Linked DNA regions of Homo sapiens: region 2 is linked to region 1. A link is an interaction called in ENCODE POLR2A ChIA-PET data of the cell type or tissue named here. Cell type or tissue: B cell. All regions are shown on one strand. Each heading gives the region's core, and the rest is flanking DNA. Links, peaks and the distances in the headings are about the cores only. Region 1 overlaps COBLL1 (cordon-bleu WH2 repeat protein like 1). Region 2 overlaps SLC38A11 (solute carrier family 38 member 11).

Region 1 (16,940 bases), core at 5,995-9,994:
TCTGTCAAATATTTAATCTATCATAAACTTAAAGTAATATTTTAAAGACTCATAAAGTGTAAGCATTTCCTTCCAAGAAAAGGGAAAATAAACAGAATTGTCTCTATAATAATAATCAAATTAAAATGCTAAAAATGTTTGCATAAACAAAGCTGCATAATAAATGATAAAACTAGCGAAATATTTAGAACATAGGTCGTAAAGCATCAATAACTTTTACATATTAAGAGCTTTTATAAAGTCAACAAGAGAAGAATGGACATACAAACATAAAAGAGATAAAGCATAGGAAGTGAATTTATAAGGGAAAAATTAAAATTAAATATTGTAAGAGTTTCTCAAACTTATGAATATTTTAAGAGTTTGTCAAATACCTAGAAAATACAAACTTAAAATAATCAGATATTTACTCTGATCATACTGGAAACCACCAAAATTTGACAACGTAAAAAAAAATTTTTTTTAATCAAACTGAAAAATGAGAAAATGCAATGAAAGCTCAGAGATGTCAGGAAATGTGCCAAAGTGTCAAACATAAAGTGAATTTCAGGTAGGGAAAGAAACAATTGTTCAGAAACTTGTTTTACTGTTTATAATCTTGGGTCCAGGTTTTCACTGACTTTCATTTAAAATATGCCCTTAGCTTTAAAAGCTGGGAGATTTTTAAAATGTGTTTTTGTTTAGTTATTTCCACAGGGTAAAAAAGAACATGTAGTTTTTTTTGCCACTGTTTTTTTTTTGTTTTGTTTTTGTTTGTTTGTTTGTTTTTGAGACAGAGTCTCACTCTGTTGCCCAGGCTGGAGTGCAATGGCGCCATCTTGGTTCACTGCAACCTCTGCCCCCTGGGTTCAAGCAATTCTCGTGCCTCAGCCTCCCAAGCAGCTGGAATTACAGGCATCTGCCACCATACCTGGCTTTTTTTTTTTTTTTTTAATTTTTAGTAGAGATGGGGTTTTGCCATGTTGACCAGGCTGGTCTCGAACTCCTGACCTCAGGTGATCTGCCCACCTTGGCCTCCCAAAGTGCTGGGATTACAGGTGTGGGCCACCGTGCCAGCCACCACTGGGTTTTTTAACTTCATAAACTCTAAAATCTTTCTCTATTCAGAACAGTTTATTGGAGTGAGCAAAATGCTGTCATATCCTTACCCCCACTTTTGTTTTGAGACAAGGTCTCACTCTGTTGCCCAGGCTAGTATGCAGTAGAAGAATAACATCTCACTTCAGCCTCTACCTCTCAGGCTAAATTGATCCTTTCACCTCAGCCTCCTGAGTAGCTGGGACTACAAGAAAATGTCACCACACCTGGCTAATTTTCTGTATTTGTTACAGATTTGGGGTTTTGCCATGTTGCCCAGGGTGGTCTTGAAATCCTGGGCTTCGGTGATCTGCCCACCTTGGCCTCCCAAAGTGCTGGGATTACAGGCATGAGTCACCGCGCCAGGCCTGCTGTTAATTTCATAATACACAAGTACTGTCAGGAAACAATAACACTTTACAAATCTTTAAAATTATCTAGTTCTCTGAAATAACAAAATAGTAATGTATTCATACTGTTCAGCTAGCTTCAGTAAGAATACCTGCATTTATCAGAAAACACACAAGTTCAAAATGTGGGCACACTCTAGTGGGCTACCCTCTTGCATGATCACACCTTCTTCCTCCATGACTTTGAGGTTCGCACCAATTTTCAGCAGTTTATGAGCAGTGGTAACCTGGTTAGGATTCCTTAAATAAGAAAAAGTGCAACTGTGTGCTTTATGATTAAAATAATAATCTGCCTTGTTTCAGAAATGACATGGACAATTTTTTGTTTTGTTTTGTTTTGTTTTGAGATGGAGTCTTGCTCTGTCGCCCAGACTGGAGTGCAGTGGCGTGATCTTGTCTCAATGCAACCTCCGCCTCCCAGGTTCAAGTGATTCTCCTGCCTCAGCCTCCCGAGTAGCTGGGATTACAGGCATGCATCACCATGCCCAGCTAATTTTTTTTATTTTTAGTAGAGATGGGGTTTCACCATGTTGGCCAGGATGGTCTCAATCTCCTCACCTCATGATCCACTCGCCTCCACCTCCCAAAGTGCTGGGATTACAGGCATGAGCCACTGTGCCCAGCCATGGACAATTTTTAATTAGATGAGTATCCATGTCAAAATGAATGTGACCTGACATGAAGATGGCACCACAAAGCTCAAAGAACTTTGAGAGAGAACACCTTCCCACAAATGCCATCCCACTCTCCACACCCAAGAGAATTTGTGCTGTCAAGAGAACGAACCTCGTCAAAAACACAGAAAGGAAATGCATAACCTATTCAAGACACGTATTATCAACAATCTTACACATTGTTTATAATGTAATGGGATTATTTCTAGTTTACAGATGTGGAGATGTGGAAATTATGTGATTACTGGAAGACAGCATAGTGAGTGTTCCCAGTCTGTGTACAAGCGATAAAACCCAAGCCATAGATATGGGAGGAACAAAATTAAAACTATCTTCTTACACAAGAGGACTGTCTTACAGGCTCAGAGACAAGGCCTTTTCATTAGGAACCACTGCCAACAATAAAGTTTAGGGAAAGAACATATTTGGCTAGTTGGTTATTTTATTTCCTACAGGAAAAGGGAATTATTATAATATACACATTGTGTGCTCACTATCTCTGCATCTTACCTAGTAGAACCTTTTCTAATGATTAAGGGCTGAAAAACCTGCTTTCCGAGAATCATATTCCATGAATTCATGAGTTACAAAACTACTTTATTTATATTTCAAAAACGATGATCCTAAACAGAGTATCAACTACTAACTTACTGAATAGAAACTGAGAGTGGTGAGCTTAAACCAATCTTGTTAACTTTTCCTATGGCTGATGTCCAAAAACATTAATAACTTAGCTACAGACATTTAATCACTAAATGAAAATCATGGTCCATAAGGTTTATTACTTTGTCAATATTTCATGGCTTTACATATAAATGCTTCCAATTAATACCCACGAGCCTAGGTAATAGATAAGTAATCCTCAATTTCAGATGGAAAACAAAAACACAGAGTCAAAGACATTTATTTGTCCAAAATCTCATAACTGTTCAATGTCTGAGCCAAGATTCAACCACAGGTCCCCCTAAAATGACACACCAGTGACCCTTGGACTATTTCCAGTGTCTCCTAATTGTCACTGTTCATAATAAGTCACACGTTTAAGGCAACAAAGGTAACTGCTAGAGTCTGGTCAGATGAAGAATAACCTCCACTGCTGTCTGATGTCAAACTGGCAGCTCTGCCTCTGTGTCTGCTGAGCTGGGGGCCCTGGGAGCCCCAGGCAGGGAAGGGATTGACCAAAGCCAACCACCTCTTGCTGCCTCAGAAATGTTCCCCATATGCCTTCTGGGTTGTTGGCTATTCCCTTTGGCATCTCCCTGGCCCTTGCAATCCACTGCCCCTGACGAAGGTAGTATTCTCCAAGTCTTGCCATTAATTATCTCAAGCTGGGAAGGTCAGGTTTGAAACTTGGCTCTGGTCAAGAGAAGTTGATGTTAACTTCCCAAAGTCTAATGAGATGAACTAATCTCAGGGAAAATTTCAATATGGGTAGAGAGAAGGTATATACACATTTACATGCTCCACAGTCATGTAAGCTCTCTGAAAAGATTATATTATATTATTATTATTATTATTATTATTATTATTATTATTATTATTATTATTTTGGAGACAGAGTCTCACCCTGTTGCCCAGGCTGCAGTGCAGTGGTGCAATCTCAGCTCACTTGCAACCTCCACCTCCCAGGTTCAAGCGATTCTCGTGCCTCAGCCTCCCAAGTACTGGGATTACAGGCATGCACCACCACACCTGGCTAATTTTTGTATATTTAGGAGAGACGGAATATTGCCATGTTGGCCGGGCTGGTGAAAAGTTTTATTAAGACATCTTATGAACCAAACATAAATTCATCCAAGGAACAACAAAAAAAAAGTATTTGAAATTGCATAATAAGTGGCATTTCAGAGATTTGGACTTTCCTTATTTTAAAACAGTGAGAGTATTGTTTACACTGCCCTGGTGGTTGTTCAAAGATGTGTATTTTTAATAAGATTCAATCATGTTTTCATTACGAGCAGTTACATTACTCCGTAAGTATAATTTCCATATACTGTATAGTAATATTTTCAATACAATTGGCTGCTAGTGACCAGCACAGTATCTGACGCATTGTTTATTTAACAAATACTTACTGAAAATCAACAAACTGTTGATTCAAGACTTCTTTTTCTTCTTAGAATGGGTTATTGATTAAATGGCTTCAAACCCAATCCTCTACAACTAATCTAACTCTCCCTGTTAAATCGATCCCTGTCCACAGGCCCAGTTTCTTCACCCTTCAAGGAGACTGCAAACTTCCAAACCTCTTACCCTCCTTCACCGCAGCAAAGATTAATAACCAGAACTCCTCATGTGTCCAAGCTTCTCCAGTACAGCCTGGTGAGCACCAAGGCTATACTTGAATAATTGCATACCCCTGAACTAAGTGTATAATTATACACGCAGACACCTAACTTACCAACTCATTCTCATAGATGACTTCTCGTTTTTTCCCCTGAGAACATCCCCTCTCTGGCATGTCTCTCCCATGATTGCCAATCACAGGGGATCTTATACATCTTATACAGATTTCTCAAAAATTTGTGATGGCTTTTACTGTTTCTAGCTGTGTAACAATCCCTGGGGTTGGTATCCTCACTGCTGCAGGATCTGTAACCTTTCAGTTCTGGAATCACCTTCACCCAAACGGAAAACTTTCACATCTAATGATTTCATTGGAAACTGCAGAAATGTTCAACAGGTGAAAGGTTGAAAAAAATGCAGAACACACATACACACACGGTTTGCTATGCAAATATTTCAAAACACATTTTTAAATGAGTTTCAAATAATTAAAATAGCCTATAATATAATCCTGAAGAAAAAGGAATATATAAATAGTATACACAGTTAAAAGCCTAAATCCTTATTAAATAGTCTAGGGCCGGGCGCAGTGGCTCATGCCTGTAATCCCAGCACTTTGGGAGGCCAAGGCTGGTGGATCACCTGAGGTCAGAAGTTCGAGACCAGCCTGATCAACATGGAGAAACCAAGTCTCTATTAAAAATAAAAAATTATCTGGGCATGGTGGTGTATGCCTGTAATCCCAGCTACTTGGGAGGCTGAGACGGGAGAATTGCTTGAACCTGGGAGGTGGAGGTTGCAGTAAGCGGAGATCTCACCATTGCACTCCAGCCTGGGCAACAGAGTGAGACTCTGTCCCAAAAAAGAAAAAAAAAAAAAAGTCTAGAAGGATGCAATCTATCCATAGCATTATCTAAAATATATCTGAAAAAACAATGATTTCAAGATATTTATTTGGGATAAATAAATTGGGAAAGCGTTACTTATTAAGTTTCCATTTTGAAAGTCCATTATGCACGTTCACATATTAAAATCTCTGGGAAAGTCTGGAGAGAAGAAAACAGTTTAACAGTTTTAACTTTTTAAAACCTACACTTTCCCAAAGTTATGTGACCATGGGAGTTGTTTTTACAGACAGCATGTTAAATTATAAATCAGAATACATCTTAAGAAAGGCTGAAATGCAAGTCAATTGTGTTATTTATCTCTAGGTGGCTTGCAAAATTATTTTTCTTTACATGTTCCTATTGCTTTCAAACATTCTGTGACAAGCATGTTTATTTTGTAATTGGAAAAATATTAAAAATACAAAAAAAAGTGTTCAGTTCCATTTAAGATCACTCTTGCTATTTCTTATCTTACTGGCTTTGTCAGTAAAGCCAGTCTACAAGTTGTCTATAAGTTGTCAAAAAGCAAAGTGGTCAAGCAAATAGATTCCAAATGACATCTGGATTCCAGGCTCATATCTACCACTGCCTGGCCACATGACCCCAGACAAGTCATACCTTAAGCTGCAGTTTCCTCTTCTGTACAATCTGGATAACATCTACATCTACTGGATGTGGGTTGGATGTGACCATTAAATATAGCAACATGTCATGCATTTAGCACAGTACCTGGTGAATCATAAATGCTCATTGCTTGCATAACCAGAGTCCTGTAAGCCACTGGTCACTGTTCTTAAATTACTGTGACCCTGATACTTTTAATTAGTGGAAATTTGAATAAATTTACAAATATTCATTCAATCTCTGAAGCAATTAAGGCTCCATATTATTTTATATACTACTTGTGAAACATATTTATTATAAGGTAAATTTACCAGGAGCACCCTGATGCTTAAGAAACTTTCCAAGTGCAGAGTTTATGCATGGTTATAATTTATTCTACCTGAAAATTTCCATTACGTTTACTTAGGAAAAAAAATAGATCTTAATTATGTTGAGATTTTGATAGCAGCCAATTGCATTGAAAATATTGCTGTACAGTACATGGAAATTATAGAACAAAATCACTTTCTTCTTACATCAAAACTTAACCTGCAAGAAAATTTTTTAAAGTTTCTATATTACAACAAGCAGCGAATCCAGAAAAAAATACAAATCAATAAATCCATTTGACTGTATTTACTCTATTAAAAGCTTTTAGTCAAGGGTGCGTGAGGCTAATTTTCAGACTATGCCATCATGCTGCCACCATAGCTGAAAGAGTTACAGCTTTAAACAACCTGAAACAAATGCCACTCACTCTTATCCCCTGTACTAAGTGATGTGGTTGCAGTCATCCTGAGAGATGGAGGAGTCAGAAGTTATAGATTCCTCTTGCTCTTTTCAATAACTGAAGTCAGCTTCTTGACAGTTTTACAGCATTTGTGGTAAAGTATAATACCTCAATTTCTTGTTTACAGGAGGTAGGAAATCTGATTTTAATCCATGTGTAAAAAAAGTATATTCAATATATGATAACCTATGATTAGAATGGGTGTCTCAAGTTCCTACCTCCTCTTTGAGTAATGATGCTCGTGTATGACTTTACCATAGAAAATTTTCAGTCACTGCATATCAGTCTTAACAAAATCAAAGAAATGCAGTTAGAGTTACTTTCATCTTACATAAGAGAAAAGTGAAATATTCACCAGAATGGTGAAGCGAGGAAGTTACAATCACCTTGGTAGCATATTCCTAATCTCAGTGGGGGCATTTTTCTCCTCTAAAAGGGAATGTGATTTTCATTGAGATTAGTACACATTTTGCATTCAATGTGCCAAGAACAAGTTCCCTGCATCTGGCACAAGAAGTTTCACAGTGGACTTATGAACTTTCTAACCAACTTCATCCTCCACTTCCTGGGAGAGGCAAATGAGAACAGGGAGTGTACTGTCCTTCACTGGTTTCAAAATAGTACAATAATGATGTCCACATCACAGTCGCCTGTTTTCTAGCAATGTAGATAATATTTAAGATTTCACAAACATAAGCCAAATGCCTGGCATATACTGGTATTATTTTCACACTTTCATTCTGTATTACTATCCTCTTCCACAATAGAAGAAACTGTGGGTTAGAGAGGGGAAACAGTGCCTAAAGCCAGTAAGTGGCAGAGCACAGATGGAGGTCCAGGTCCTGTCTCCAAGCTCACTCTACAGTAGCTGCCTGCCAAGTGCTGCTATCTGACTTCCTGCTGGACCAGTTTTATTTGAAACCAAAACTAATGCTGTTAAATGCCAGAGTGCCAAGTGCACTGTTTCATTGCATCAGACAACTGTAAGGCAGCCGGCAGAGTTAAATGTAGAGTATTAGGCTTACTTAAAATGTTTTATGGAATACTTGATCCCATTAAATGATCATTTCTTTAAAGTTTTTTGTCTTTGTTTCGTTTTTTTTTTTGTTTCTCTCTCTTTTTTGTTTTGTTTTGTGGGTTTTTTGTTTTTTGTTTGTTTGTTTGTTTGAGACAGGGTCTCGCTCTATCACCCAGGCTAGAGTGCAGTGGCATGATTTTGGCTCACTGCAACCTCCACCTCCCTGGTTCAAGAGACTCTCGCTCCAGAGCCTCCAGAGTAGCTGAGATTACAGGCATGCACTACCATGCCTGGTTATTTTGTATTTTTAGTAGAGACGGGGATTCCCCATGCTGGCCAGGCTGGTCTCGAACTCCTGAACTCAAGTGATCCACCCACCTCGGCCTCCCAAAGTGCTGGGATTGCAGGCATAAGCCATCATGCCCGGCCCATTTCTTTAAGGTTTTTCTCATGGTAAATTCTGGCTTAGAATTTCATCTTATATGGGAATAATGTAAAATGTCGATTTGTTGCCAAAAACATTTATTTTTTTAAAAAGGACAAATGTGATTTCTACCATAATATTTGCAGTTTTGTAACCATTTTGAAGAGTAACACTCAAAAAACACCGGGAAGAAAGAATAAAAGAATACTCATACTTGTTTTTCTTTCCTATGTGCCCACATGACAATTGGATTTCTTGCATTTCTGAGACCTCTAAATTCTCATCTTTTCTTTCATGAGCTAGAAGAAAACACCTTCCATTATTTGGTCTTATTCTTCAGCTCATTATTGTTCACATCAAAAGACTAATGTCCTCTACCAAGTGAAGTCTGGAATCAAAATAGCAAGGCAATTGACAATTTAGATTTCAGGGTGTTGACACAAATGAGTATGAATTCTTATGTACTAGTCACACAATTAATGACTATTTCACTCTCAAACGTACAACCTGTTCTATAAATAAAATAGCACTCTGCTGTAATTATTCAAATGGGGATATTTAGGTTGTAAAAAATAATATACCCTTTATGTCTTGTTAAACAACCTTGCCCGTGATGGACAAAGTTTTTGGTTTCTCTAGATATAAAATGAAAATGTTATTCAGAATTTTCACTTATATAGTACTCTTAATGAAATGCACATTTCTTTCAAAAATACTATGGCAGGGAATAATCCTAAATGAGAAGCTCAAACCAAGAATGGAATTTTATAATAGAGTGCTGAGAGGTATAAAATAGTAATTTTAATGGTGTGGTATTTAATGGTGTCTTAATAACAATTCGTTGGTTAATGGCTATAAAAATGAATATTAATTACTCGGTTCAATACTCTGCATAACTGAGCTCCTATCGTTCCAATGGACAAGTAATTTGTCTCCATCTCCAACACTGACTTTTTGCTTGAGTTCACACAAACTCAAATACCACCTATCCAATAACTGATCATTGTTTCTAGGTATATGTGGAAATGATATTAAACCCTGCAAGTTACACAAAAGAAGGAATAAAGAATATGGCCTTTTCCTTTTAGGGTTTCACAACAAATTGTAAACTGCATAAAGGTTATTAAAATGACAACTCAATAGCAAAGGGTGAGTGAGGGGAATAAACCTAAATATCTATCAATAGGAGACTGGTTATATAAATTAAAATTCATCCCTACAAAGATATAATACATAGCTAGAAAAAAAATAAAGCTCTTTATGTAATAAAATGGAATAATTACAAAGTAGATTGTTAAGTAAAAAAGCAACGTATGAAGCAGCACTCACTGTGTATAAAAAAGGGAGAAATTATATACGTACACCCACTTGCTCATGAATATAAGGAGATGCACTAACCATACAGTAGCCACTACACACATCAGGCTCTCAAGCAACTGAGACGTGGCCAGCGTGACTAAGAAACTGACATTTTAACGGAATTAATTTACATTTCAAATCTGACTTGGCATAAAATATTTTTTTGTTAAAGACAACTTTATTGTTTTGAAAGACTTAGAATCATATAACCATGTGTCATGTAATATGTTACTTACATTAATTTTTTAATGTGGCTCCTAAAATATTTAAAATTGCATTTGTGGCTTATAGTTCCATTGGACGGTGCTAGTTTAGAATGCTACCAGGATTCAAAAGAACTCATAACACTGATTGCCTCTGTGAAGGAAGTGGGTGACAGGAACCAAGATGCTAGAAGGAGATGTCTCACCATTTTGTCATTTTTCTCTTTTGCTTTTTGTGACATTTGAATATGTTGCCTATTAGAAAAATAACGAATAAATAACATGACCCATAAATACCACTGGAAAGAACTGTCATCAGCACAACCATCAGTTTAATTTTGGATGAAATATTTTCCCCCACAATCAGATATGGTACTTTTGAAGGGGTTATATATAGTCTTTGGCAGAAAACACTTCATAATAACCTAAGATCACAGAAGTGCTCCACAAACAGTACCCGAGTTACAAAGTGAATACAAGCGATCACAGCCTTCAAACTGCTTGTTTAGTGGCAATACAGTCCAGCATTAACACAGCAGCCTCTTCTTCTACCATCAGAAACTGTTCTGCTTTTATTTTCCCACTCACTAAATATATTTTGCTTGTTTTCTTCTTTCATCTTCATCCACATCCCCAAATAAAAACACAATTATTCTTACATTTCCATTTAGCAAAGCATGCATCTACTTAGCTAACTAAAGCAAAAAAATAAAAATAAAATTCTCCCCTTGAAGAGAACTCCATGAAATTTAATTTTTTTCCATGAAGCAGTAGTGTAAATACATAAGCAGATCACAAAGGGCAAAGGGAAAAGAAGGAAATATATATCATATACACAACTGAAAAATAATATATTTAAATACAAATGAAATATCAAATTGTATATGAACAGGGGGTATTACCCCAAATCTCCCAGATTTTCCAGTTTTATTTTGAATATAAATACTTTAAAATTTTTTTCTTGAGATAGCCAATTATAGAGCTTCAGATGCATATACAATGAAAACTATTTAATTAGCAGTGTCAAATTTCAGAAGCTGGCTGGTTCCCTAAGGTTTAAGAATAAAGGCATCTCCCTTCTCAAATCCTAAATGGTCTCCTCCTTTTCTTGCACTCCTTCCACTTCCATAAGAATGTTTGACATAGGTCCATATTGGTGTGACATAGATCCACATTCTGAAAAAAAGAGAGTCCTAGGGCCATGGTGATAATGGGTACAAAACCATCCACAATGGTTCAGCCACTGAGTGGCAACTAAGCAGAGACGAGTTCCTCAGTATAAGTAGTAGTAAAAGATGCTGACCATGGAATTAAATCATTTCACTGTACTACTCACTCCCTGCTTCCTAAACTGTACTTCTTGGTGCCCCAAGGCTATTCCTTTAATACCATTGGTATTTGTGGTACCTTTGTGTTCAAACCCTTCCAAATATCCATGGGATGCCAGAAAGTCGGTCTCTACCTTACCTACGCTTTACAGTAATATATGGAAACTGTGAATGTCCCAAATCCAAGACATTCAAATCCCCCATTGCTATCAACAAAAAAGAATGGATTTGGGTGATCAAAAATTGTAGTACATATTCAAAATCCTCAGATAATTTTTAGAACTGCCACTAACTCAAACATGCATAACCTTAGTGTACTAAATGATACACAAAAAATGAAAATCTCAAAGTGTTGCACCCCACATATATATACGAATCTTGAATTTGATTAGAAAGCTATAAAAATTCTCCTAAATTTAAGATTATACTACTTATAACCATGTAACTAAATTAGCATTGGAAATATATTTCTAGATTTCACAAGAATACGAGCACAAACTTCAGGACTATATTTTCTTAGCATCATCTAAGAGTGAATTTACGACATACTTCTACATAGAATCACAGACATACAGTATGAATTACTCTGGAATATTGTTCGTTTCAGATCAGATTATATTTCAAAATGATGTATGGTAAAGTGAAGTAAACTAGAAGGTGGAATAGATTCTAGATATAAAATTCATCCCAATTCAAATGTGAGAGGAAAAATGAGTATATTTCCTCTTTTCAGATTACTAGCATTAAATATTTTTCATTCAATCAAAGTCAAATCTCACTTTCCTAAAGGGAGGAACAAAGTTCATAGGTAATAATCACAATAAAGCTTACCCACTTTCAGAGAAAGAGGAAACTGAAAAGACTGATATCATAGGATCACAAGCATTTAAAATTTTGTTTTATTTTTGGCAGGGCACAGTGGCTCATGCCTATAATCCCAGCATTTTGGGAGGCCAAGGCGGGTGGTTCACCCAAGTTCAGGAGTTCGAGATTAGCCTGGCCAACATGTGAAACACCATCTCTACTAAAAATACAAAAATTAGCCAGGCATGGTGGCTCATGCCTGTAGTCCCAGCTACTCGGAAGGTTGAGACAGGAGAATCACCTGAACCTGGGAGGCAGAGGTTACAGTGAACTGAGATCAAGCCACTGCACTTCAGCCTGGGCAACAGAGTGGGAGTCTGTCTCAAAAAATAATAATAAAAATAAAAATAAATTTTAACATTTAAAATTTTATTAAATTTTATTTTAAATTTTATTTAAATTATCTAGTAGGGATCATTTAAATTTTACTTAAGTTATCTAGTAGAATAAATATTTAAATAATATTTAAATATTCTTTTCAGCTGCTGATGTTTTTTTCTACCACTTTCAGCTTTGCTCTCCTGAAGCACAGAAAAAATATTTTTTTTTGCTTTAAGTTAAAGCACCTAGCTGCCATCTGGAAATGGGGAACAACACATTTTATGTGGGAGCAAGAGACAGGAAGAACCCACTCCCACAGTGTAGCAGGACAGTTTGCTGAGGAGTCTGCCACCAATAACTGAATCACGGATACCTGAGAATTATGGGAGCTGCCACAGACCAGGAAATACAGGTATTGTCCTATAAGACAGTGACCCTGTCTCTTTCCTAATTCTGTTAAAGCAGTAATACAGCAAGTGACTATCAGGCATAAAAAAAAGAGAAAGAGTTGCTCTACCCTCGGACACTTCCATTTTGTGTGTAACTTGCATTCATCTTAGCACAAAGGAGAAAATGAATTCAATGACTCCTGTAATTATCTTGATTACAGTTAACTGGCCTAGAAACTGTGGCACAGCCAATCAGGTCTGGGAATGGTAGGATAGTAGTCATTTTCCTGTTTAGCAGCTCAATTTCCTGTTTTTCCAGCACATCTCAATCAATACACAACTGTAGTAGCTATTAAAACTTTGGCTTCAGCCCCCGCTACTCCCCTTGGGCTCATCTAATACTTCCTCGCTTCCATTTCTCCAGAAATAGTACATGTGCATGTGCATGAAGGCAGATTCGAGAGATGGAATCCTCAAGGAATGTCGATAAATGTCTCACCTAGATTTGAGCATCTTAACTCTACTTCCTTAAAAATATATGTTGTTGTAATTACAGAAGCTATGATGTAAAGCTTTACTTTAGGCTATAAGGTAAAATGGTGTATTTAATTTTTAAAAATATACCAGAATACCTACCAATTACTTGGTGTTAATCCCTCAAATTAATCACACTGAGAAACAATGTAATTTTTCTAATGATTAATATTATTTTAAAGACATATTCTGATGCCTTAGCATTCGATCCTATTTAAAGTCAACCTACACATCATATTTAAAAAAATCAGATTTTATAAGTACAGCCATATTTTGAACCCAAACTACTATATAACTCAGCTTCTTATTCAACCACATTTCAGAGGCTTGCTTCTGAAACACTTTGGCTATTTTCAAATATGTGGTATTTTTACACCTTTATGTACAAAGGAATTTTCTACAAGTCTGAAGTCATTACAAAAGAAAACCTCTGTCCTATTAAACCATACTTTTAAAAAATAATAATTGTTTATATTACTCCTGCAGCTCTGATTTCAATTGAGGAATTAAAAACTACAAATGGCCCAACAAATGGCTCACACCTGTAATCCCAGCACTTTGACAGGCCGAGGCGGGCGGATCACCTGAGGACGGGAGTTTCAGACCAGCCTGACCAACAAGGAGAAACCCCGTCTCTACTAAAAATACAAAATTAGCCGGGTATGGTGGCGCATGCCTGTAATCCCAGCTACTCGAGAGGTTGAGGTAGGAGAATTGCTTGAAACCGGGAGAGGGAGGTTGTGGTGAGCCGAGATAGCGCCATTGCACTCCAGCCTGGTCAACAAGAGTGAAACTCCATCTCAAAAACAAAAAAAACAAAAAACAGAACACTACAAACCCGGCACGGTGGCTCATGCCTGTAATCCCAGCACTTTAGGAGGCTGAGGCGAGTGAGGCGAGAGGATCTCTTGAGGCCAGGAGTTTGAGACCAGCTGGACAACATCTCTCCAAAAAGTACAAAAATTAGCTGGGCATGGTGGCACATGCCTGTAATTCCAGCTACTAGGGAGGTTGAGGCGAGAGGATCACTTCAGCCCAGAAGGCAGAGGTTGCAATGAGCCGAGATTGTGCCACTGCACTCCAGCCTGGGCCACAGAGCAAGACCCTGTCTCAAAAATAAATAAATAAATAGCTACAAGCTACAAATAGAACTAAGTGTTCAACTTTCTATGAGTTGAGCTTAATAGGCCATTTCTCCTGCCTTTACATTTTTTTTTTTTTTTTCCTGAGACGGAGTCTCACTCTTTCGCCCAGGCCGGACTGCAGTGGCGTTATCCCGGCTCACTGCAAGCTCCGCCTCCCGGGTTCACGCCATTCTCCTGCCTCAGCCTCCCGAGTAGCTGGGATTACAGGCGCCCGCCACCACGCCCGGCTAATTTTTTGTATTTTTAGTAGAGACGGGGTTTCACAGTGTTAGCCAGGATGGTCTCGATCTCCTGACCTCAAGATCCAACCACCTCGGCCTCCCAAAGTGCTGGGATTACAGGCGTAAGCCACCGCGCCAGGCCGACAATTCCAATTAAAGCACTTCGCCAAAATGCTCCAAAATTCAACTCCACAGATTTCTTACATCTAAAGTAAACAGTTTTAAAATATTTAAATTTATAAACAGTATAGTGAACTTAAATTAAATGAAATAAATTACCCATGCTCACTCTATCATTTTTCTAAAGACTAGCCAATCTTTGAGAATCTTTTCCAAAGGATTCATTCCTCAGATATGAAGTTTGTATTCAAAACTGAAGACGTTTGGCCTTTTATAAATAGTCATGGGAAACTTCTTTCTCTCATACTTTTAGTTTGTTTTTACTGTAGCAGATGGGGGAAAAAATTTAGCACAGCAAAGTCATAAAAAAAAGTCTCATAACAACTATCATACTAATATTAGAACACCAAAAGCTTGAGTATATGAGTATCTTGAACAACAACAATAAAAATACTTGCTGGAAATTATAAAGACATTTTGACTTTTAGACTCAAAAAACTGGATAAGAACTCCTTCTACCTTTGGTCCATTTCCTCCTAGGCACATTCGTTTCTAAATATCTTCTTAATTATATCAGTCATTTTTTCTAAAGTTTCTCTGGCACAGAAGTCTGGAATTCTCTTTAAAATATATTCTAATATCTTATAAATGTTAAAAGTCTAAAATGTGTGCCAACAGCCAAGTCTAGTCTTTACTTGAAAAAGGAATCAATCACCAATCTCCATTCTGCAAAATCCCCTAGTATAAGATATATTTCACTCCATACAGATAATAATTTTGTTTTAACTGACATTTCAGTTAATACTTAGAAGTCTCCTGTATGCAATAAATTTTTAATTAAACAATTACTAGTTTATTTACTGATCTTATAAATTAGGCCAGTGGGTCAGCAAACTTTGTCTGTGTAGAGCCAGAGGGCAAATATTTTTAGCTTTGCAGGCCATATGGTCTTTATCTGGACTACTCAACTATAATGTGAAAGCGGTTGGAGGATAATATGCAAATGAGCATGGGTGGCTGTTTGCCAGTAAAACTCTATAAATACAGGTGGAGGATAACAGATTAACATCCAGAATATATACAGAATTAAAACAGATTGAAAAACAAAGGACTTGAACAGATATCTCTCCAAAGATGATTTACAAATGGCCAATGAAAAGGTATTCAAAATCACTACACATTAGGGAAACAGGAATCAAACATGCAATGAGATACTACCACATACCCATTAGGATAGCTGCTACAGGGAAGGGGGGCTCTATAACATAAACGTTGGTGAAGAGAATTGGAACCTCATGTACTTTTGGTGAATGTAAAATGGTACAACCACTGTAAAAAAAAACAAAACAAAAAAAGAACAAACAAAAAACAGTATGGCAGTTCCTCAAAAAAATTAATAAATAAAACTGCTATATGATCCAGACTTTCTATTTCTAACAACACACCCAAAAGAACTGAAAGTAGGGTCTTCAAGAGGTATTTGTACACCCATGTTCATAGCAACAGCACTATTCACAATAACTAAAATGTGAACACAACCCAAGTATCCACTGATGGATGGATAAGCAAAATGTGATCTATACATACAATGGAATATTATTCAGCTATAAAAAGCAATAAAGTACTGATATATACTACAACATGTATGACATTATGTGAAATAAGCCAGTCAAAAAAAGACAGACTTTGATCTCACTTGTAAGAGGTACCTAGAGTAGTCAAAATCAGAGACAAAGTAGAATGGTGGTTTTCAGGGGCTGGAGAAAGTGGAATGGGGAAGTTATTGTTTAATGGGTATAGGGTTTCAGTTTTGCCAGATGGAAGGAGTTATAATGATGGAAGGTGGTGATGGTTCAACAATATGAATGTGCTTAACACCACTGAACCATGCAGTTAAAAATGGCTAAGATGGTAAATTTTATGCTATGCATATTTTACCACAATGGAGAAAAAGGGGGATAAAAAAGCAGGTAGAGGGCTGTTTTGACTTTCAGGACATAGTTTGCTGACCCATAAGTTAGGCTGTTGCATTTTAAATTCTAAGCATAGACATAATGTTTTAAGCCAGTAACAAAGTACCATTTATACACTAACATCATGTTCATTTTATTCCTACAGATACATATAATTTCTGTAGTGAAGTTCTTAAGATTAGAAGCCTATTTCCCAGTACCTAGAAAAATATGTTTTATATAAAGTAAGAGTTCAGGAGTTTTTGACTGATTAATTAAAAGTAGTTGTCTTAATAACATGAAGTTTGGCATTTATTATTATATTAACACATCTG
Region 2 (16,940 bases), core at 8,982-12,981, 76 kb after region 1:
GATACGGAACAGAGGAACAATGGTTTATGGCCGCATAGGGACATATGAGAAAGAGAGCCAGCAGAATTTGCAGGAACTATGGAGTAGGCTTTGAATTGTGGAACGGGCATGTCCACAGCTGACATTTAGATTTCACATATAAAATTGTTTGTTCCTAGGAAACTTTCCACCTGAAGCTAACATTTTTTTTAATTGCTTATTTTCTTTTAAGAAATGTCTACTTCAAAAGGTCAGGCTGTCTTCTAGAATATGGAGCATCTCCCACTATGTTTGTACAATTGAGTAGCCCCTACAAAGCCCTAGGATTTTCTAAGCCCTGTTTTTCTAAATGTTTAAGCTTATTTCCTTTCCCTTGTCTATTCTTATAGCTTAAAAAAAATCTAAATTTATTTTGAAATCCTTTGAGACATAGAGCACGTAAAACCCAAGGTCATATTACTCAATTTCCACTCTACATCTTTCACACAGGGACACAGTAGTTAAAAACTGTAGCTTAGAAAATTCTTAAGACTTTACAAGAAGGCTAAATTTTGTTAGAAAAGTCATGAATCACTCAAAGACTGCCTTCCTGAAATAAAATAATTTTTACTTTTTCTTAGAAGATACTTTATTGTTTTATCTTCCAGCACCTAAAGATTTAAAGAACAATGTTTTTATGTGATGGGACTTGACTGTAAGAAGCCTGAACTGAATTCCTTTTTCTGGAACTGGTCTTGCTATCCTTTGGCAAAACAAAATCTAAAAAATGACAAATATATCGCTGTCACTGTTCCTTGGAAATATGTTTCCAAAGTCTTTGAAAATTTAAACTGCAAGCTGAGATATAGCTTGAGGTGTTTTTCTTAAATTGTTCCTAAACTGCCTCTTCTTCTCAGCACTATATCAAATTACTGAGCTGTCTGCTGAAGTTAAGCAAGGTGATGATTGTACCTAAAGAATAAATGCATTTGGGTTTAAAGTTTTGACTGTTTGTTTCTTTTGAAATAATATTAAATGAAGGGGATTAATATGGGTTTTCCTGCTAGGGTATAAATTAAAAGGGATTAAATACATATAAATTAGATAAATTCAAGTCATTAAATGTTTATCAAGCATCTTACATGAGTAAGATATATGAGCATACACTGGCAAAAAATAAAACTATGACATTGTCTCAGGTGTCAAGGAGCTTACATATAAGAAAAATACAAGTACATGTTTAGCGACGGAAAAGTGAAAAAAATATGTGCAGACTGGTGTGTACTTGAGTGGTTTTAAGAATATTTCAAGTAACTTCTCTGAAGGGTCTATGCATAGTAAAGAAAAACAAATAACTGAATTTAATTATCTAAGCCGGCTTGTTGGATGAATGACAACGTCACATTAAATTGCTACTTTACTGAATGACAATCATTATAGCTGAAAATATCCAATAACATAATTTGTATGGCTAGAGGTGCAATTAACCATCTTCTCTTTTATATCATAAATCTCACATCAAATACTTAAGTGTTTACCACATTTACTACATTCCAAGGTGCCACGCTATGGCTATGAAGAATAAAAAGAGGCTTTAAGACACACTCTTTGTTCTCAAGGAATTTTTAGACTGGTTGGCCGGACAAGGTTCCTTCATATAACATTATTACAAGAATTCCAGAGGAGGAAGAACTAACTTGCAGTTAGAATTGTCAGGAATGGCACATGGGGAAGACAGGAGTATTGATAGAATTTTGATGGGGGTATTGGACATTTCAGATGAAAGAATGGTAAGAATTCAGGGGTAAAAGTTAAAGGTGTACAGAGCATTTTTAGGGTAAAGAAATGTTTTAATTATGTTAGAATAAATGGTTCCTTCTGCAGTCATGAGTGATAAGGCCAAAATAGCATGTTGAGGACATATGAGGAAAGCTTTGAGTAGAGGCTGCAGAGTGAGCACATCATTCTACAAGCACAAGAGTTTCATGGAAAGCTTTTGAGCAAGCAAGTGGTCAGAAAGCATTAGTGATCAAAGCATTTGTTTAATAAGAAGATTCTTGAAGTGATGCATGAATTATCTTGGCAGGAAGAGTCTGAAGGCAGTATGCTCAGGTAAGCAGCCATCACATTAGTTAGTGTGTGAGTTAGCGTATTAGTCTATTGTCATGCTGTTGAATTTATAAAGAAAAAGAGGTTTAATGGACTCACGTTATGGTTCTATGTGGCTGGGGAGGCCTCACAATCATGGCAGAAGGCGAAAGGCATGTCTTACATGGTGGCAGATGAGAGAAGAATGAGAGCCAAGTGAAAGCAGAAACCCCTTATAAAACCATCAGATCTTGTGAGTCTTATTCACTACCAAGAGAACAGTATGGGGGAACCACCCCCGTGATTCAGTTATCTCCCACTGGGTCCCTCCCACAACACACGGCAATTATGGAAGCTATAGTTCAAGATGAGATTTGAATGGGGACACAGCCAAATCATATCATTTGGTAAGGACCAGAATCAAATGAGAGTTAGAAATGAAGAACAGAATAAATCCGGTTTTTTGTTTGTTTTTGTTTTAATGGAGCATTTACATATTACTATACATGAATTCTATCATAAAAATGCCAAAGCTAAATGTATTGATAATCTTTATTATCAATGAGCAAACATTAATGGAATGAAAAAGTGTCTTAACAAAAGACAACCATGTAAATTCTTTATCTGAATGACATTATCATTCATAACCCAGTTTTACTCATGTTCCCTATGTAATTTTCCAAGTAAGCCATTCTGCTGAGAGTTTAGTCCTTGGAAAACTTGGTGTTCTTTTGAGAAACTGATATATTTTCTTCATTCTCACAATGGCAGCCATGAAACTCAGGTAACCTTCCCTGAGTGCTGGCAGGCTCAGAACCAGGCCTGCAGCTTAACCAGCATAACTGTGTTGATTTGGGGTTGTAATCTCTATTTTCTCCCTTGTTAATTCTCCTCCCATGTCCTTTGTCATTGCTCTTCACTAATATTATTGTCGTGGTTTCTCCTCTTCTCACTGTGTCTCTAGATGATTTTTCAAAGAGGCAAAGGATAACACATTTAATATGTACCAATTGCTCTCCCTCCTACATCTCCAGCCTCATTTTCTTCCCTGAGATCTAGCATGGTATTCCTACATCTTGCTTGTATTGTGTCCCAGCCTCTAAACAGATGGCTCCATCTGGCACTTTCTTATGTCCAACTTCCAGCCTTTTTCAAACGTGGTCCCTGAACCAGCAGCAGCAGCATCACCTGGGAACTTTTCAGAAATAGAAATTCTGAGGCCCCACTCCAAGTACTGAATCAGAAACTGTGGGGGTGAAGCCCAGCAATCTGTGTTTCAACAAGGCCTCCAGGTGATTCTGACACATGTCCAAGTTTAAAAGCCACTACCCTAGACAAAGACTGGGCTCTTTTCTTTCTCTCCTGGTCTATGTGTTCTCTAGGTCACAGCATCTCTGGTCCACTCTACATATTTGCTCTGCTATCTTGGCAAATTCTTTACACATTTTTTAGAATAAGCATACATTCTTAAAAGCGCTTATTCTATTGAGGTAGCAAATTATTATCCTTGCCACAGTTAGTAAAGCATTCATGGGTACCCTCACTGATGGGTGACCTCATGGTCACTCATTGATTCATGCTTGGGCCACCTGACAACATTTGCTCCAATCAATAGCCACACCTAATTAAAAGACAGACTATTATTCCTTTCCTAAGCAAGGCTATAGCAGATAAACCAGGAGGAGACCTGTTCTCTTCAATAAATGTATCTTTAATTAAGTAGATGTGTATAGTATGACTTCAGCAGAGGACTAATTGAAAATTTCTTAGTTTGGTTAAATGGATGCAGTCTCCTTTTAAGAAAGACAAGGGGCAACAATTATTGTTTGGCATCATTGGAAATAGTCCAGGCAAGGCAGTTTACTTCTTCTCCCATCCAAGTACTAACAAGGCCAGACCATACTTAGCTTCCAAGATCAGATGAGATCTGGTGCGTTCAGGAAGGTATGGTCATAGACAGTTTACCCATTCTGATGTTTGAAGATGGTTCAAGTTAGTTTTGATAATAAAGATTCTATAATAAGTGAACAATGACTCAATTTCTAAATTACACAGATGCTATCCAACTTATATCCTTAAAGGAAGTGTATTGCTAGATGTTCTCATTTGTGTGTAAAGATGTGATTCTTGCCTACCACCACCTTTTTAAAGTTAAGAAGTGCTTTATACATTTAAGTGTATTGACAGCTTCAAAAACTGGTTTAAAACCTTCAAGTTGCTTTGTTAGGGGCAACAAGTGGCAGGGATGGAAAGATTTTCAGGGGAATCTCTTATTGAACTGAGGCAGAAAATAGATTGAGGGGTGGGGTTCTTGCAGTTATGCATGGTGGCAAAATAAGCATACAAGTATTCTTGCAAAATAAATGTGAGTTCCTAAGATTTATTAAATTATAATTTGAAAGATGTCGGTAATCCGTGCAGCTAATAACTGGGTCATAAGCAGTCTTGTTCTACAGCTGATTAAAAATAAATAAACCAATACATGTTTATTAGGCACTAATGCTGCGCTCAGTTCCTACCAGGAGCTTTCATCTACTTGAAGAGTATGAAGCAACACCAAAGTACAAGATAAGAGATGGTTACGTGCTAAATTATGTTATCCTTGACATACTTTTCTTTGTACATGCTTAGAGATCTCATCCCTCATGACTTTATTTAATAATTATGTAGGTCAGTGTTTCTCAGTCTTGAGCAATGTAATGACAGACTGTGGCAAAAATTTCTTACATTTCCTCATTTCTTACATGGAATGAAAGCATTTTTATTATATTTTACCTAAACATGTACCAATCTAAAAACAGGCACAAACTGCTTAGCCTATGACCCTTAACTATAAAAAAACAAATTTATAAGTTAAATACAGAAAAGTTACCCAACAGAATTTAAATTAATTTAATGGTAAGGATAATATTTTATTGAAAAAATAAATCACCACTAAAACCCTGAGCATGGTTCTACCTGCTAAAATGCATCTTCCTTTATGTTCAATAGGCCTTTCTCACTATGAGTCACACAGTGACTCAGCTCTTGCCACTTTATTCAAACTACTGTGAACCTACCCTTTATACACTTCCTGTAGGATTTCTTTTTGCATTTGATTTGTACAAACTCATCATATATGTATTAACTCTGCTTGTGATAGTTTCTCGTTATTTGGCAACAATTAATATAGTGCCACAGATGGACAACCTGATTGGAATACAAATGAAATGAAAATCTTAGGTGATACTTGATATAAGGAAGCCATCCAGATGGCCCCAGATTTTCATGTTACTTTTTGAAGATTGTCATACATACAAAGACACAAAGTCCTCATTAAAAAATCATTTAAAAATCCTCAGTAAACCGAGGGCATCTGTGGTGGGCACAGCTGTGTCTCCCAGATACCCCTGTAAGGAAGCATGTGGTGACAAAGCTATCAGTAGACCACCTCGAGCTCTCAGTTCCTTTAGGGTTTGCTCTGCTGCAAAGAGCTGCCTAGCCCAAGAACTCATCCTTCTCCAGATGCTCACATTAAATGACTGATGGAGGCAGCAGTATCAAAACTGGGCTATTACCCTTGAACAGGGACAACTCTGATGGGTCATGTATGCACCAGCTTCCCTGTGGATTTGGCTGAGGTCAGCCTGCACTGCAGTTCTACCTCTCCCTAACAATCCTGCTTTCCCCTCTCTCCCATTAGTTATGATAAACTCCATCTCACTATCTGCTCCCAAAGACCCAGTCAACAAGAGCTCCCAGAAATCTCTCTGAGGAACCCCCAGTGGACTGAGAAAGCTTCTTCTGTAGCCCTGATTCTTCTTACACGTTTCTAGTTTCAAAGTTCAGCTTCCAGTTGTACATTCCTGACAGCACTAAAAATCCAACAGGTCCATATCACCAATCTCTTAGGTTCTTGCCACAGAACAACTGTTTTTTGTTTTTGTTTTTTTTGTTTGTTTGTTTGTTTTTCTGTTTTAGAATGGTGCTACCATTGTATTCCCACAGCATCAGAAGATGGGAGGTGATTTTGATTCTTTACACACCTTGCTCCTCACAGCCAGTCTATGATTCAGGATTCCTCACATGGAGAGGTCTTTGCTCATTTCTCCAGGGATCCATTTCCCTTTAAACAAAGGATGCTGCTGAAATTATAACGGAGAGCTCCTCTTTGTTCTTGGGATATGTCTTCTTTTCAATCGTTTTGGGTTTCCCTTCTCTTCAGTTCCACAGACTTTTAAGGACAAAGAAAATGCCCACCCCCCACACCCCCCCACCAAAAGACATCTACACAAAATTCCAACCCACAATCACCTACTTATTTTGGAGCACAATATACTGGTTTGCATATTAAATAAAAGGGGGATGGCAGAAAATGCTAAAGGCTTAACTCTCCCTTCTTCAATTAGCATTAGTGTAGTGCAGTCATTAGAACAAAACCCTTATTTTGTTCCAGTTAAAGGTGAAATACATTCAATTTTTCTTTTCTTTATCTTTTATATTGCACTACTCATAAAAGCCAAGTCTTGATAAAAGCCAAAATAATAATTTTATATAACATAAATACAGACTAAAGCAAGCGTAAATGTTATGTGTTTTAAAGTCTATGAAAACATACATATTTTTAAAGCAGTCAACTCATTGAAAGATACTAATATTTAAAGTAGAAAGTTGTGTTGTCTGCTGAACATGAGACTCTGAGGTATTTGTGAGAGAGAAATTGTCAGGAAAGCAGTAGAACATTTCCTGCCCATGGGTGCAGTCTTGAGTATTTGTAATAGCCATGACGAATCCAAAAACCATCACCACAGCACCAATGGGAAGCATGACACAAGACATAATCTTATCGGAGTGTGTCCTTGGTTCTTCAGACAGTTTCAGATAACAGGCTGATGGAATGATAAAAATGAGGGGAGTTGCACAGAGCACACCCTGCATGTTGAAAACAAGAAACAAGATAATGTCACTAGATGGAAACATTCTTCGGACAGCTTTTAAAAGCATTTACAAAATGTGTTTTTCATGCACATGTTAAACATGTGATAGGTTCAGTTGAATCAAACAAAGGGAGGAAAAATAGTTCTAAGAAAGACTTAGAAATAGGCATTACCTTTTCCACTGGCATATTTACAAATGAAAATAATGAAATAGTATAACAGCTTTTCAGACTTAAGAAAATATTATCACAAAATAATATAGAAAATAAAGCAGATAATAGGACTGACTTCTGGCACTCTTGAAATTTCCTGTATTTTCAGTTCATCATATTTCCTTATATTCTTCACTAAAACTATTGTGTATCCACTATGCCCTTCAAACATGAATGGTCTATTTGTCATTTGTGTATAAGAAGGAAATTTTGGGAAATTGTATAGGGGCCACAATGTCTGTCTTCTTTACCTGAGCTTGTATGGAAGATGTGCCTATCTGTGTGAGAAAGAAAAACTATAACCCTAAGGCAGTTAACATGAAATAGCATTTCTAAATCCTCTTTCAAATAAAAGTAAGCACATTAATTACTGAGAAAGTTGACAGCAGAGCTAAATGACTATTACTCATTCACCCTTCCCCACATTAGCTAGGAATAAACCCAACCTAAGGAGGAATGTCAGATTTAAAATAATGGTGGTAGAATTGTCTATTATAAAAATACCAACAGCTATTGATGTCAAAGGAAGAGACTTTCCCCTTGAATAGGACTAATTCGCAATAGAAACTTAGCAAATAATATAAATGTTAACATTTAATGCATTTTAGGTAATATGTTTTTCTAATTACGTTAGATTTTAATTATAGTATATTTAACAATGTAACATACATTAAAATTTTATGACAAATATTCTCTTAAACCATAAAACATACGTTTTTAAAAAATAAATTTTATTGTGTATATTTGAGGTTTATAACCTGATGTCATAGAATACATACAGATAGTAAAATGGTTATTGTATTGAACTAACATATCTATTCATCTCACATAATTACTTCTTTGGTGATGAGAGCAACTAATATCTACTTATTTAACAAAAGTCCCAAATATAATACAATTTATAAATTACAGCCCTCATATTGTACATTAAATCTGTAGACTTGTTCATCCTACATATCTGCTACTTTGAATTCTTTGACCTACCTCTCTACATTTCCTCCCTTTGTTTCCTGCCCCTGGTAATCACAGTTTTATTCTCTTATCTCTAACTCTATATATTAGGCATTTAAAAAAATATTCCATATATAAGAGAGATCATGTAATATTTTGCTTTATGTGTCTGGCTTATTTCACTTAACGTTCTTCAGGTCTATCCATGTTGTGGCTAATGGCAGGATCTCCTTTTTCAAGGCTGAATAATATTCCATGTTACAGACAGATCTATATGACATTCTCTGTATCCATTCATACATCAATGAACACTGAGGTTGTTTCTATCTCTTCACTATTGTGAATAATGCTTCAATGAACATGGGAGTGCAGATATCTTTATGAGGTGGTGATTTCATCTTTTTTGAGTATATACCCAGAATAGAGATTCCTGGGTCATATAATGGTTCTATTTTTAATTTCTTTAGGAACCTCCATTCTGTTTCCCATATTGACTATTCCAATGTACATTCCCACCAGCAATGTACTAGGGTTCCCTTTTCTCCACACTTCTGTCAACATTTGTTATTTCTGGTCTTTTTGATCATAGCCATCCTAAAGGGTATGAAGTGATATCGCCTAGTGGTTTTAATTTGCATTTTCCTGATGATTAATGATGTTGAGCACTTTTTCGTATACCTGTTGGCCATTTTCATGTCTTCTTTGGAGAAATATCTGCTAAGGTCCTTTGCCCATTTTTTAATCAAGTTAATCATTTTTCTGCTATTGAGTTATTAGAATTATTTGTAAACTTTTTGTAGTGACCCTTTATCAGTTAGATGGTTTGCAAATATTTTTTCCCAATCTGTACGTTGTCTTTTCTTCCCGCCCTGCACCCCCTCCCCACTGCAGAGGCCTTTTAGTTTGATGTAGTCCTATTTATTTATTTTTAGTTTTATAGTCTGAGCTTTTAGTGTGATATTCAAAAAAATCATTTCCAAGGCTAATGTCAAGGAGCTTTTATTCTATGTTCTCTTCTAGGAATTTTACAGTTTTGGGCCTTACATTTAGGTATCTTATCCATTTGGAATTGATTTTTGTGTATGGTGTAAGATCAGGGTCCAATTTCACTCTTTTGCATTTGAGAATCCATTTTTCCCAGCATCATTATTGAAGACTATCCTTTCCCCATTGTGTCCTCTTGGTGATCTTGTAGAAAATTAGTTGACCCTATATGTTTGGATTTATTTCTTGGCTCTCTTTTATGTTCCATCGGTCTATATTTGTGTTTTTATGCCAGTATCATACCGTTTTGATTACTGCAGCTTTGTAATATCATTTGAAATCAGAAAGTGTGATGCCTTCAACTTTATTTTTCTTTTCAATACTGATTGTTTTTTCTATTTCTGTGAAGAATGCCGTTAGAATTTTGATAGGAATTATGTTGAATTTGTATATTGCTTTGGGTAGTATGGCCATTTTAACAATATTAATTCCATCCACAGGATATCTTTCCATTTATTTATATGTTCCATTTATTTGTGTCTTTTTCAATTTCCTTCAGCAAGATTTTATAGTTTTCAGTATACAAATTTTTCACCTCTTTGGTTAAATTTATTCCAGAGTATTTTTTGATGCTATCATAAATGATATTGTTTTCTTGATTTCTTTTTCAGCTAGGTTATTATTTGTGTATAAAAATGCTACTGATTTTTGTATGTTGGTTTTATATCCTGCAACTTTACTGAATTAATTTATTAGTTCTAACACTATTTTTGGAAGCTTTGGGATTTTCCACATATAGAATCATGTCATCGGCAAATAGAAATAACTTTACTTCTTCTTTTCCAATTTGGATGCCTTTTATTTCTTTTTGTTGTCTGATTGCTCTTGCTAGTACTTCCAGTACTATGTTGAAGAGAAGTGGCGAGAGTGGGTATCCTTACCTTTTATTGGATCTTAGGAGAAAAGCCTTCAGTTGTTTCCTATTAATTGTGATGTTAGCTGTAGGTTTTTCATAAATAGCCTTTATTATGTTGAGGACTTTTCTCTCTCTAAACTGTTAAAAGAGTTTCTATCAAGAAATGATGCTAAACTTTGTCAAATTCTTTTTCTGCATCAGTTGAGATAATCATGTGTTTTTTGTTTTCTCTCTCTTTTTTTTTTTTTTTTTGGAGACAGGGTCTCACTCTGTTTCCTAGGCTAGAGTGCACTAGCATTATCACAGTTCAGCTTTGATCTCCCAAGCTCAAGTGATCCTCCCACCTCAGCATCCTGAGTTGTTGAGACTACAGGCACATGCTACCATGTCTGGGTAATTTTTTGCAGAGACGAGGGATCACTATGTTGCCCCAGCTGGTCTCAAACTCCTGAGCTCAAGTGATCCTCTCGCCTTAGCCTCCCAAAGTGCTGAGATTACAGGTGTGAGCCACCGCACCCAGCTGTTCATGTGGTTTTAGTTTTCATTCTCTTATTATGACATTTCACAAATGTTGTTCTCTGAAATAATAAAATGTAAGTTTTTAATATATAAAATCAGTAACAAATGTAATATTACTTTACAACTAAATGCAAGCTTTTCATAAACTATGTTTTTCTAAATTTAAAAGTTAATTTGCAAGCATACACAAAAGTAGAAAGAATAGTATAATGAAATCCTATGCAACTATCACCTATGGTTTAAAAGCTTTTTGACACATTATTTTGGTAAATTTTCTCCTGGGAAAATAACAGCAAAATAAATTTGAAGTTGGATGATGTAAAATTATAAATTGTACCTTTAAAATAGCTTTAAAATAAATATATTCTCACACCAGTTAATAAAATTACTGTGTGTTTTATACAAAGCAATCTCTCCATACCAGAAATATTATGACTATGATCCCAATTATGTAACTTTTTGAATTTTTACAAAAACAAAAGTGTCCAGAGAAAGAATAGTAGGGACCACACTGCATGGAAAATATTTCCAAAGTAAGAAACATAAGAATGAGAAAATACTTAAAAATACCAAAATCATGTTCTAATTTAGAATATATGGAAAATATACTTTTGCCATTCATAGCACCTGAATACAAATTAATATCTACAAAGGTACACAAAAAATAAAAGATTAGTTGTCATATGACTAGAATGAAATATATTATGGATTCCATAGATTCTATCATAATATTTGGAATTAACAGTGCTTTTTAAGTTATGGAAGATACTGTTAACAATTGGTCTGTATTTATAACAAAAACTATTAGCCTCTGATTTCTTTAAAATAACAATTTGTGAAAACAACAAACAGTAATTCAAATACAAATGTGTGTGTGTGTGTGTGTATGTGTCTGTGTGTGTTGTAGTCTTCTCTTTGTAGTCACAAACATGTGGCTAATTCATCTGGAACTGCAGATTGTGGAAGTACTATCAGGATGAAAACTGCCCCCAGCTTCTGCTAAGAAGCTGTCATCAGTCAGCCTTTTGGTACTCTTCCAAACTTAACTTGCTGGGCAGTGCAAAGCAATGGGTGTTCTATTTATGTTATAATTCTTAAGTGTTGAGAAAGTAGCAATTAGAGGAAAGACTATATAGCTCATATTTCTACTGGAAGGATTCCAGTTGAGTATCTTGTTTAGATACCAGCTACTTTCTTGATATTTAAAAGCTCAGTCTTACTAAAGGTTGTTGCTAGAAGTCAAGATCATCAGTAAAATAATAGTGTGGTTGCATCTGATCTATTCCCTATGAATTAGTCGAGCTGATTTGATCTATTTAATGTAGACTTGCTTAAGGATACACCACTGGCTTTGGAATAATTTTTGAAATTGCTTGACAGGATGTAAAATCATAACTGCTTATTAAAAAGACAACAAAATATAGTCTAAGTTATAAAGATGGGACAGTTCTTATTAATTGATAATAACACTGTGGATGTCAGAGTATTTTGCAGTTTGCTGGAGAGAAAGGACAGAAGCTATTGAACATTTTTATTGCCAGTACAGATTGAAAAAGTGCCTGAATTTTCCTACCTGAATAGAAATTTCTCAAATGATGCAAGGAAGCTGGAAACTAAATAAAATAATGCTTATACATCTTTTAAATTTCTACTTTGTAATTAATCTAAACTCATGAAATTCACTCCAATACTTCAAAAAGAAACTCTCTCTTGCTCAGGAAGTCTTTGGCAACTGGGATTATGGCTTGCTCACCCCAAAGACTGTATTTCTTTATCTGGGCTCTTGCTGGCATTTGGCTTGCTTTCTTCCTTCCACTGTAAACCACACACAATGCTTGTTGAGCTGGTTATGCTGGCACAGGCACCAGCTGCTTCATTTTCTCTCTTTGTACTGCTGCGAGTAGAAACCCATAGGGCCCAATTACTGCAGATGCCTCTTTTCTCCAATAGCAACATTAGTGCTAAGACGCTGGATTCTTGTTACCAAGAATAGTGCTTATATTTATTTGATTTGCTTCTAAAATGAAACCTTTAAAACTTAGTGTGTGTTTGCTTTGGAAAAATATTTCATTGTTGTCTACTGACATGAAAACAAGAAAAAAAAAGGAAAGCAAGGTTCTATTTTTTAATTCAATAACTATTACCTCAATTCATTTTATTCTATATTATTTGGTGATACTAAATAGTAGCATTTCCCTAACCTTGCATGATCTGATTCATCTCATCTGTGAAGCTCATTATTCTACTTATTCAGAAGCTAAAATAAAAAAGAATTCCTAAAGTACTAAAATTGTTATCTAAGATAAAAGCTATTAACTACATTTCTAAATTACTACAATTACTAAGATGAAAGTTATTAACTAAAAATTATTAAGACAAAAACTTTTCAGTTCCATTTTATTTCATCTCCTGGTATGTTTTAACCCATTATTAAAGTCTATCCATATGTATCATAGATTACTCTTAACCTTTCTTACAGATAAACTCAATGCATAGATTTTATAACCTAAGAAAGTGGATAGAGAAATGAGCATAATTATTTTACATAATTTAAAATCTTATGCTTAGGAAATCTCAGAGTAGTGTAATGATTTAAAATGTGAGCTTTAGGGTCCAAATGCCTGTGTTCAAATCTGTATTTTTTTACTTGTAACTAGTATGACCTCAGAGTATTTAATCATGCAGTGCCTCAGTTTCTTCATCTGTCAATTTAATATAGATAAAAGGAGATGATACTGCAAAGCACCTGGTACAGAGTAAGTACTCAATACATGGTAGCTCACATTATTATTATTATTATTCTTTTTTTTTATTTTTTGAGATGGAGTCTTGCTTTGTCACCCAGGCTAGAGTGCACTGGCGCAATCTTGGCTCACTGCAACTTCCGCCTCCTGGGTTCAAGCAATTCTCCTGTCTCAGCCTCCCGAGTGGTTGGGACTACAGGCATGTGCCACCACACCCAGCTAATATTTTCTCTTTTTTTTGGTATTTTTTAGTAGAGACAGGATTTCACCATGTTGGCCAAGCAGGTCTTGAACTCCTGACCTCAGGTGATCCGCCTGCTTTGGCTTCTCAAAGTGCTGGGATTACAGGCATCAGCCACTGCGCCCTGCCCACATTATTATTATGAAGTAGAACACAGCATGCTTTAAGTTACTTCCAAAGTGTTGCATGATCCAGCGTGTATTAGTTACTAACAGACATGATGCTTGATTTGGCTCTATTAGACATGGTAAGTGTCCACACAAAAAGGAGTTGAGTAAAGATTTGAATACGTTCTTACGCACACCAAAAGACGTACTGATGTGAAAAACACTTATTCTCAGGTGGTCTGAGAATGGAGATCCTAGATTTTATTAATTCTTACAAAGTGCTTTAAAACTAGCATAATTGTCTTGGGCTATTAGGTCATAACAGACAATTTAGCACTCTAATTTTTAATGTATGTCTATATAATCAGGTTTTAAAAAAATCTAAAGATCTTGAATCATATTTTAAATTTTAAAAATAGTCCTCCAGGGCCAGCTCAGATCTTGACTTTAAAATAGATATTCACAATGTATTCTTCTATGATTATTCTTTAATACCAGAATTCTGTATTAACCAAAACAGTTTTCAATATAAGTATAATAGAGAATATTTAATATGATTATATGCCTACAATTTTGTTGTGCAAATGCCATGGAGATTAGCAATTAACTTTACAGAAAGTAATGGCTAGATTTACAAAAAAAACTCATTCCTGAAAAATGAGCAATATGTGTGCACTTGATTAACTTGAAAACAAAAAAAAATTTGTTGGGCTATCACTATGTAGTGAATGTTCAGGCAGATAATAAATATATTTTGTCTTACAACAAAATCCTAAAATATCAACAAACAAATTTGTGGACTCAAACAAGATATTTCATAAAACAGGAAAAAACAGGGCTTGGAAATCATTATGTTGATTATCTCCACAGCATAGGTGAAAGATTACTACTACTGTCAACAGCAACCATTTTTTATAACATTTCATTTCCTGGTACTACATTAAAGAAAGCATCTTGTGTCTAAGAATATTTATAGAAATAGATCCTGAACTGTAGTCCCAAGGTGCAATCACCCATGCAATAATTTCAGCACTGTGTCCTTAGCCCTGTGCCAAATACTATGGAGGAGGGAGGAGGTGGTTAAGTATTTTTGTCTTCAAAGAGCTTACCAATTGTTAGGTAAGGCAAGCTTATGGACAGCTTCAACAATACATGACACGAGATAATACATAAATTAAGTCAGCGCATTAATGTAGTAGTGATCCATCTACACAAATCAAGATTGGTATGCGAAATGATTTTTAGTGGCCCTACTAGTGTTTGGCCTATGCAAAACTGGGAAGAAGGTAAAAGTTACCTTTGACACTTGCTTACTTTCCTATGAGCTTTCCTTCCACTGTTGGTAGAATAGACAATTACCAGTCTCCTGAGGTTTTGGAAACTGCTTACTCCCCACTTTCCATTTACAAGAAAGTCCCCAGTAGGGTCCCTGACTGAATTCCCTCCTGCCTTTGTATGGAATTTCAAATCAAAATGGCCTCTGGATGACATAGTAACTTGGGCACTGACAATAATACCTTCACCTATGCCTCAATTCTCAATGAAACGAGTAAATGATGACTTGGGATCCCATCTGTATGGGTTTGCCCTCCCTGTGGTGCATGACCAATAAGTGCTAACTGGTGGGTGATTCTGATGAGAAATTCTGTAAGGATTGTAGAAGATTAGCCACTTTGTAGTGGTAGAACAACTTCCATTCCTGTCTTAGCAAATGACATCATTATTCTAGTTCCACAAAATACAACCAAGAAGTCATTCTGCCCCCTGTCTTCCCAATGGAATCTGTGTCACCAAATTATGCCAATCTTTTCTGAAAAATGTGTTTTGGGAATCCATCCATTTCCCTCTGTCTTCTTTTCTCTTTTTTTTTTTTTTTTTTTTTGAGACCGGGTCTCACTCTGTTGCCCAGGCTGGAGTGCAGTGGTGCCATCTCAGCTCACTGAAACCTCTACCTCCTGGGCTCAAGCAATCCTCTCACCTCAGCCTCTCAAGTAGCTGGGACTACAGGCACATGCCACCAAACCCGGCTAATTTTTTGTAGAGACGGGGTTTCACTGTGTTGCCCAGGCTGGTCTCCAACTCCTGGGCTCAAGCAATCCATCCACTTTGGCCTCCAAAAATGCTGAGATTACAGTGTGAGCCACCGTTCCTGGCCTCCTCTGTCTTCATCACCTATATTGCAGTTGAACTTTTATGTTTATTTGTGAGAATGCACAGGTCCTTTCTTATTGCATTCATCCTTATATTCTATTGTGTGGCACATAGTAATTACTCAATAAATATATGATCAGTGAATGTGAATAAAGGAATTAGAAGTTGCACTGGATCTTAAAGTTTTTGTAAAATTTGGACAGAAATGAAAGAAAAATAATCATTATCGGAAATAAAAAGCAGATAGGACAAAGAATAATGGAAAGAATTGATATGGCTTATTCACAGGCCAAAAAATTAGATTGACTAGAGCTGAACATAAATTTTGGGAAGTAAATGGGAAATAGTTTTACACAGAAGACAAGATGGTAGAAGCAACGGAATTTATACTTGCTCTGGTAGGAAAATGCCGATAAACTGAAAGCAGAACTTAAATACATGATAGTTGAAACAGAGCTGGGATTAATTCAACTGTGATATTATGAGGACTTCTATTTGGTTGATGGCAGTGCAGACTATAAAAGAAAGATCTGGAGAAAGAAAAATATTTAAAGAAAAAGAAATTTTGTCATAGCAAGTGAATGGATATAACTTGAATCCTTTCATATTTCTCATAAATTTCACTAGATATATTATTATTCAGCAAAGTCCAAATCCACTTAATTTATAGCTATTTTTAGTAACATTTATGTGTTATAGTAAATGAGATATGCAAAAGTACTCTAAACCAGGGTTTCTCAACCTCAGCACAATTGACATTTTGGATCAGATAATTTTTTGCTGTGAGAGACCTGCACATTGTGGGATGTATATCCCTGGCCTCTATCCACTAGAGGCCAACAGCACTGCCTACCCAGTTGTGACGACCCCATATGTCTCTAAACAACCACTACTTTAAAACTATATAGTCCCACAAAGTGCACAGAATCATCATTGAAAATATTTACTATTACAAACATATTTTGATTCCACTTCAAAAGTGACACTTTTGTTAAGGAAAATACATCTTATGTTAAATGTAATCATTATCTTTTAAAGAGAATTTTAGAGTGAAGGGGTAAATCTTTGCACGTACTCACATTGAGTTCTAGAACTATCCCGAGGCAATCAATCAGCAATGACACAAGCGTGGCTACAGTGATGACCATCACTG

What was found. ChIA-PET counts read pairs that join two places held together with the same protein. Peaks named below come from ENCODE experiments on the same cell type or tissue, not always from the same donor. Only the 100,000 strongest peaks of a DNase experiment are listed, where the experiment ranks them.
Region 2: POLR2A ChIA-PET joins it to region 1 with 6 read pairs; 3 of 35 experiments call an interaction of 5 or more read pairs at or near these places.

The regions. Positions count from the first base shown.
Region 1 is chr2:164,819,075-164,836,014 of GRCh38, forward strand. All of the region lies in intron 2 of COBLL1 (cordon-bleu WH2 repeat protein like 1), which reads right to left. Among named protein-coding and RNA genes, the nearest start is that of COBLL1, 14 kb to the right of the region's middle. In B cell, for the core only: no CTCF peak of the experiment used is centred there; a DNase peak (open chromatin) is centred at 7,625.
Region 2 is chr2:164,891,774-164,908,713 of GRCh38, forward strand. SLC38A11 (solute carrier family 38 member 11) reads right to left here. Exons shown (of 12, transcript NM_001351537.2): 11 at 16,867-16,940; 12 at 2,581-6,957. The coding sequence ends at 6,664. It also overlaps the pseudogene RNA5SP111. Among named protein-coding and RNA genes, the nearest start is that of SLC38A11, 55 kb to the right of the region's middle. In B cell, for the core only: no CTCF peak of the experiment used is centred there; no DNase peak of the experiment used is centred there.